Linked DNA regions of Homo sapiens: region 1 is linked to region 2. Evidence: read pairs that join two places in POLR2A ChIA-PET (ENCODE). Cell type or tissue: OCI-LY7. All regions are shown on one strand. Links, peaks and the distances in the headings refer to the core of each region. The heading gives the core; the rest is flanking DNA. Region 1 overlaps ZEB2 (zinc finger E-box binding homeobox 2). Region 2 holds the start of LINC02993 (long intergenic non-protein coding RNA 2993).

Region 1 (2,850 bases), core at 351-2,850, 130 kb before region 2:
TTTCCACATACATCACATCAATAGAAAATCCATGAAGAACTTGATTTGAATAGAACCTAATACACTGACAGTAGTAATGTCATGAGATGTTTGGTCAAGTGACCAAAAAGTTAACATGCTGGAAACTTGACAAGTTGGAAAGCCAACAGGAAGATAATTAATCACAAGTTTAGAGCAACCATTGAATGATTAGCATCTTGTTGCTAGGCAATGTTTCGAGGCAGCAGCTCTCACATCTTGAAGGAGCAGAATAGTTTATTTTTACTTTAAAAAACAAAGTTTGTTTGTTTATTTATTTATTTATTTATTTGAGATGGAGTCTCACACTGTCGGCCAGGCTGGAGTGCAGTGGCCTTATCTTGGCTCACTGCAACCTCCGCCTCCCGGGTTCAAGTGATTCTCCTGCCTTAGCCTCCCAAGTAGCTGGGATTACAGGCATGCACCACCACACCCAGCTAATTTTGTATTTTTAGTAGAGACGGGGTTTCTCCATGTTGGTCAGGCTGGTCTTGAACTCCCGCTCTCAGGTGATCCACCTGCCTCTGCCTCCAAAAGTGCTGGGATTATAGGCATGAGCCACCGCATCAGGCCTGAAGTTTATTTTTCAAATAAATTATGCATATTTGTGTTTGTCAACTTTTGGGCCTCTCAACTATCTACAGACCTATGAAGGTTACAATTCTCTAATTTATAAGAAGTAAATATATTGACTGGATGTCAATGTGTATGACAGCCCTCACTAAAATAAAAGTTGTACACTCACCGTGTAGTAAATGATAGAGTTTGCATATGGTCATATAATAAAACCAATCAGAGAGGGAAAGATGCCTTCAGTGATGTGCCTATTGTAGCTGAATAATGGAATACAAAATATATTTAAGGTTGATTAAAATATTAAAATTAAAGTAAAATTTAGGTATGAAAATATCTTTACTTTGTAAATGCTTAAGTAGCACTTAGTACTAAAGAAAATATCTACACTAAAAGAAAATTTTGATGTTTCAAACATTGAATTATATAACACAAGTATAAAAGCTGTTTGGATTTAGATTGGGTTGTCTTTAAGGTATCATTAAACTTTTAAAATAATAACAATGAATATCAGACAGCTAAAGAAAAAGAAAACTGTATTGGTTGGAGTAAGAACCCTGTTATTTATCAACCTTGTTGCTTCACAAAAACCCTCCCCACACTATCAGGCTGATGCTGGTCACTTGAGCTGCCTCCAGCATGTGCCCAGTGAGGAATAATAGCCGATGATGAGTACGAGTACTTCCCAAGGACAGTTTTCAGTGACAGAAAAGAGTGCCTTGTATCTAGGTAGTCAAAATATGACAGGAAGTATTCACCTTCCCTTCGCTTTTTTTTTTTTTTTTTTTTTTTTGAGATAGGGTCTCACTCTGTTGCTCAGGCTGAGGTGCAGTGGCACAATCATGGCTCACTGCAGCATCGACCTCTTGGGCTCAAGCCATCCTCCTACCTCAGCCTCCCAAGTAGCTGGGACTACAGGCTTGAGCTACCACATCCAGCTAATTTTTAAAAAATATTTTGTAGAGTCAAGGTCTCACTATGTTGTGCAGGCTGGTCTCAAACTCTTGGGCTCAAGCAGTCTTCCTGCCTTGGTCTTTCAAAGTGCTGGGATTACAGGCGTGAGCTGCTGCGCCTGGCTCATATTCCCTTTTCTGTCTTCCTTCTTTTTCTTTTGTGCCTCATCATCGCTTTTCCCCCAAAAAGCTTTCCCCCCAAAGTGCTAGTTTTTTTTCCTCCATATTGAAATGTTTGATACTAGACTTCCTGGTTTAGAATGAGTTGTTTTCCTATACTCCCCTATTTTTTTTGTTCCCTCGTGCCAAAATTTTGACTGAGATCCTACACTTTTTCCCCCCCGATCCAGGGCTAATAGAGCATGCCAAATTTCCAGTGGAGAAGAATTGGAGATGGGCTAGGGGTAGGGATGAGGTTCAGCTACCTTATTGTTCAGGGAGGTGGGGATGGAGCCAGGGAGGAAACACAAGTGGAGCTCAACCATAGAGCTGCAGATCTTGGATTGTGGGAAGTAATATTAAATTACATATGGTACTTCATCTTTCTTTTCAAAAATTAACCCACTATCTCTCTACTCATAGTGAAGAATTAGGCTGTTTTCTTGTCAACTCTTTGTAATTGTTCCTAATTAGTAATGCATGAATTGGAAATATACTAATTAAAATTTAGAAAGTTTTATTTCAATCTTCCAAATATAGGTGGTTTCAAGTAGCTCATCTGATCTATTACTTTTCTTTTATGACACTAATGCCTTTAGTTCTTTCAAAATGTGGCGAATTTAAAAAAAAAAGGCAAACAAAATTACCCCTAAATTATGGCTTTCTTGGTGTTTTGGATGATGAAACTAATGTATTACTGTCTGAATTTCTTATTAGATTTTTACATATATAGGTTCATCTTAAGCTTTGAAACTTAAGAATTTGAAGGTATTTTCAATAACTGGCTGTGTCATGCCATTTCATTGCCCTGGCCATCTGACTGTCCCTTTGACATAATTTCTAAATTTGGTTTACAGAATAACTGGAAAGATATTAAGACAAGCACACTCATAAAGACATGAATGATCCAATAAACAGGCAACAAAAAAGTCCTACTGAGCTCGGCAAAAGCATTATTTCTTCCTTGTTGAAGGTATCAGCATATGTTACATCTTATGTTGCACAAGTGTGCTCATTAAATATTATGAAATGTACAGCAGGACGGGAAGCTCTAACCAGTTAGGCAAAGTCACTCATACCTGTGTGTTCGTATTTATGTCGCAGAAGGGAACTGCTTTTCTGGAATGTCTTGTCACATAAGTCACAT
Region 2 (2,917 bases), core at 126-2,625:
CTGTCTTCCCCATTAATAATCCACTTCGAGATTAGCGCAGACGAAAGAGATTAAAACAACAGATACACGGAAATGTGAAATAATATTGCAATCAACATTGAAGGGGGAAAAATAATTCTTTGGGGTTTCCATGGGCAAAACAAACTACCTCCCTCAGGATTCCCTCCACCCAGGCAGGGTGAGAAGGATGCACTTTTGTTTTCCAATTCCCTCCAGCCAGGACCTGGTGCCTGTCCCCCCATTCACCTCTCAGTCTGTCAATTTCCTCAACTTTCACAGCCGCTCCCCCCTCCCCCCGCTCAGCTTGGCGGCCCAGATGCCCGAAGAGATACAATGTTTCTGCCCTTGAACACACAGGCTGTAGAAGGAATTCGAATTTGGCCACAGCTAATGATTTTTTTTAAAGCAAATTCTGTTTATTTTGTACCATGTGGAGAAAATAAAAAAAGGAACCTATTCTCGTTTTGAAATGAAACTGATCTTTCATCTAGAGGAATTATTCGACCTTGTGTTGTGACTCAGGAGGTGGGCAACTTCTTTTGGAGTTGCAAGCAAAGGGTGATAAAGGGGACCCCTGGACTGGGTGTGTGTGGAGGAGGTGGGGGGCGGCAGGGGTCCAAGCCAAGCCAAACGGTTTTCTCACGTGCAGACTCGCAATCCAATCCATTCGGAGTTGAGCCTAGGATAGGAGGGGAAAGTCTATTAAAAAAAAAAAAAATCAGGAGCATCTCTCTGAGAAGCCCTTTCAAACAAAACCAAAACAGGACCAGAGAAGCTCAGACCGTCCCTAACATCCCTGCTGCGAGACCCGCAGGCTGTGGAATCTCGCACGTCACCTGGCCCCAGCAGGGCGGCCAGCTGAGGGGTTGATTTTATTTTATTTTTTTGAAGTAAAGGCTGAATCTCGGCTTCAGGGCTTTTGCCAACGTCTCCACTGACAGGAACCAGCAAACTTCAGGACCCAAATGAGCATCTTAATTTATTGATGCTAAACAGGTCTGGTTGTTGTCCCCAATTTTCCGCGCGCTCTGCCACTCCCCCCCCCACACACCCCGCCCCAACCCCCGCCGCCAGCTTCGGTCCCTGCATTTGATCTCCAGGAAGGGCCCCGCTGCACAGGCGGAGGAGCGCGTCGCGGGGGGGGGCGGTGTTCGGCCCCCTCCCACCAGACCGCCCTCCCCCAGACCTGTCCCCGCCCGGGATCCTGCGACCCCCGCCCGCCGCCCGGTCAGCTGACCTGGCTCGCTCGCCTGCTCCCCGCCCGCCGCCCTGTTTCCGGTCCCCGGGGTCCGCGAGCCGCGCTCCGAGCGGGCGCAGCCGCGGCCGGGAGGTGATGCCGGGGGCTGATTACCATGAGAAAGGCTGTGCCTGGAAAAGCCTCCTCCACGCGACTGTCAATCTCACTAAGGCTTGGGGGGCGGGGAGCGGGGGGGGGGACGGAAAGGGGCCCTGTAGGAGTCACCAGAAAACTTGGAGTAAGTTGGATGCGACGCAGGCCCGAGGAGGTGGCTTTCGCCTCAACTTGGAAGGCTGGGGCGTTGAGGGCGCGGACGCCAGCAGCCTCACCAGGGAATTGAAAACCAAAAATCTCCCTCCTGCTTTTCCTCCCTCTGGCCCTCCTTTCAGCCCTCCCTGCCCTTTATCCTTATTTTCTTGAAATTCTTTCCCAGTTGCATTTCCTACGTTCTCCTTTCTATCTGATATCTCCCTTTTGCAATTTCTTGTTTTGTTTCTTAACATCCACTCTTCTCCCTCGCTGTGATTCTTTTTGTGCCTCTTTTATGTGTCCAGATTTATCATTTCGTTTTGAAAACAGAACGTTTAATGTGTAATTAATCTACCAGCAGGAGGGCAGGGACACCCTGACTAAAATAACTCCCCGGGTCTCAGAGACGACAAGTTCACCAGGTGTCAGTGAAAAGTAAAATAATAATAATAAAAATAAAATAAATCAATATTTCAGTGACCATAATGGTTTATTCTTCTATATTATCACATCAGCTCAGACTGATAATTTTAAAAGACAAGATATAATAGATATAGTCTTCCTGGAAAAAATGCATAATGCTTGGCATAGGGGCATTCTTTAGAATTAAGGCAATGTGAAAAAGTTTGTTTACAGCCATATTTTAGTAGTACTTAATTTGTTAACAGACTTTAGACATTACAATAGGTAATTTTATGAAACTTAAACTGCGCTTTTCTTCTGATGACTATTTGCAAAGGGTAAAAAATTCCCAAAGCACTCCTCCTGAACCCCAACAAAGATTGATCAATTCAGAGAGAAACATCATCATGTCACGTAGTTTGCACATTACTAAGCAAATTCACAACTTGGGTTGTTGGGTTATTTTCTTGACTAGGCTAGGTTACTGTCCGTTACCTAGCAGGTGAGTGAGCATGAGGCGGCATATGTCATGAACATAACTGTTTTTGTTTTGTTTTCTTTATTATTATTTTTTGCTCTTCCCTTCACTTTGGGCATATTTGTTGTTCTCATTAAAATTCAGAGTTTTCACTTGTTTACAATTTGTTTACTTTGTTGAATTTTAAAAACTTGATAGAAGTCAATTGAACATGTATATTTAGCCCTTTTTAGGCCAAGAAAAATAAAGATGTATTAGAAAGATGCCTTTTCTGCTTCATAATTATTAATTGACATTTTATGATGAATAATTAATCATTTGAATAATTTTAGTATCTCTGATCTGAACACATATTTGCATATCTAATGCTTGATTTTAAATGTGTTTTTTAAAAATTCATTCTCTCAGGATGAAGAAACAAAGTCACATTTTAATGCAAAATTTCTCTTCTACACTTGTAAAAGTTTATTTATTGAGCTGTAATATTCTTTCTAGATATCCATAAACTTCTTAACAATTTGTAAACCATTTATGAGGCATTCACATACAAA

What was found. ChIA-PET counts read pairs that join two places held together with the same protein. Peaks named below come from ENCODE experiments on the same cell type or tissue, not always from the same donor. Only the 100,000 strongest peaks of a DNase experiment are listed, where the experiment ranks them.
Region 1: POLR2A ChIA-PET joins it to region 2 with 14 read pairs; 3 of 35 experiments call an interaction of 5 or more read pairs at or near these places.

What each region holds. Positions count from the first base shown.
Region 1 is chr2:144,393,630-144,396,479 of GRCh38, forward strand. It overlaps ZEB2 (zinc finger E-box binding homeobox 2), which reads right to left. Exons shown (of 10, transcript NM_014795.4): 9 at 2,783-2,850. Among named protein-coding and RNA genes, the nearest start is that of QTMAN, 63 kb to the left of the region's middle. In OCI-LY7, for the core only: no CTCF peak of the experiment used is centred there; no DNase peak of the experiment used is centred there.
Region 2 is chr2:144,523,150-144,526,066 of GRCh38, forward strand. All of the region lies in intron 1 of LINC01412 (long intergenic non-protein coding RNA 1412), which reads left to right. LINC02993 (long intergenic non-protein coding RNA 2993) reads right to left here and starts at 1,295. Exons shown (of 2, transcript NR_136320.1): 1 at 1,238-1,295; 2 at 395-679. In OCI-LY7, for the core only: no CTCF peak of the experiment used is centred there; a DNase peak (open chromatin) is centred at 1,282; H3K4me3 peaks cover 1,770 bases.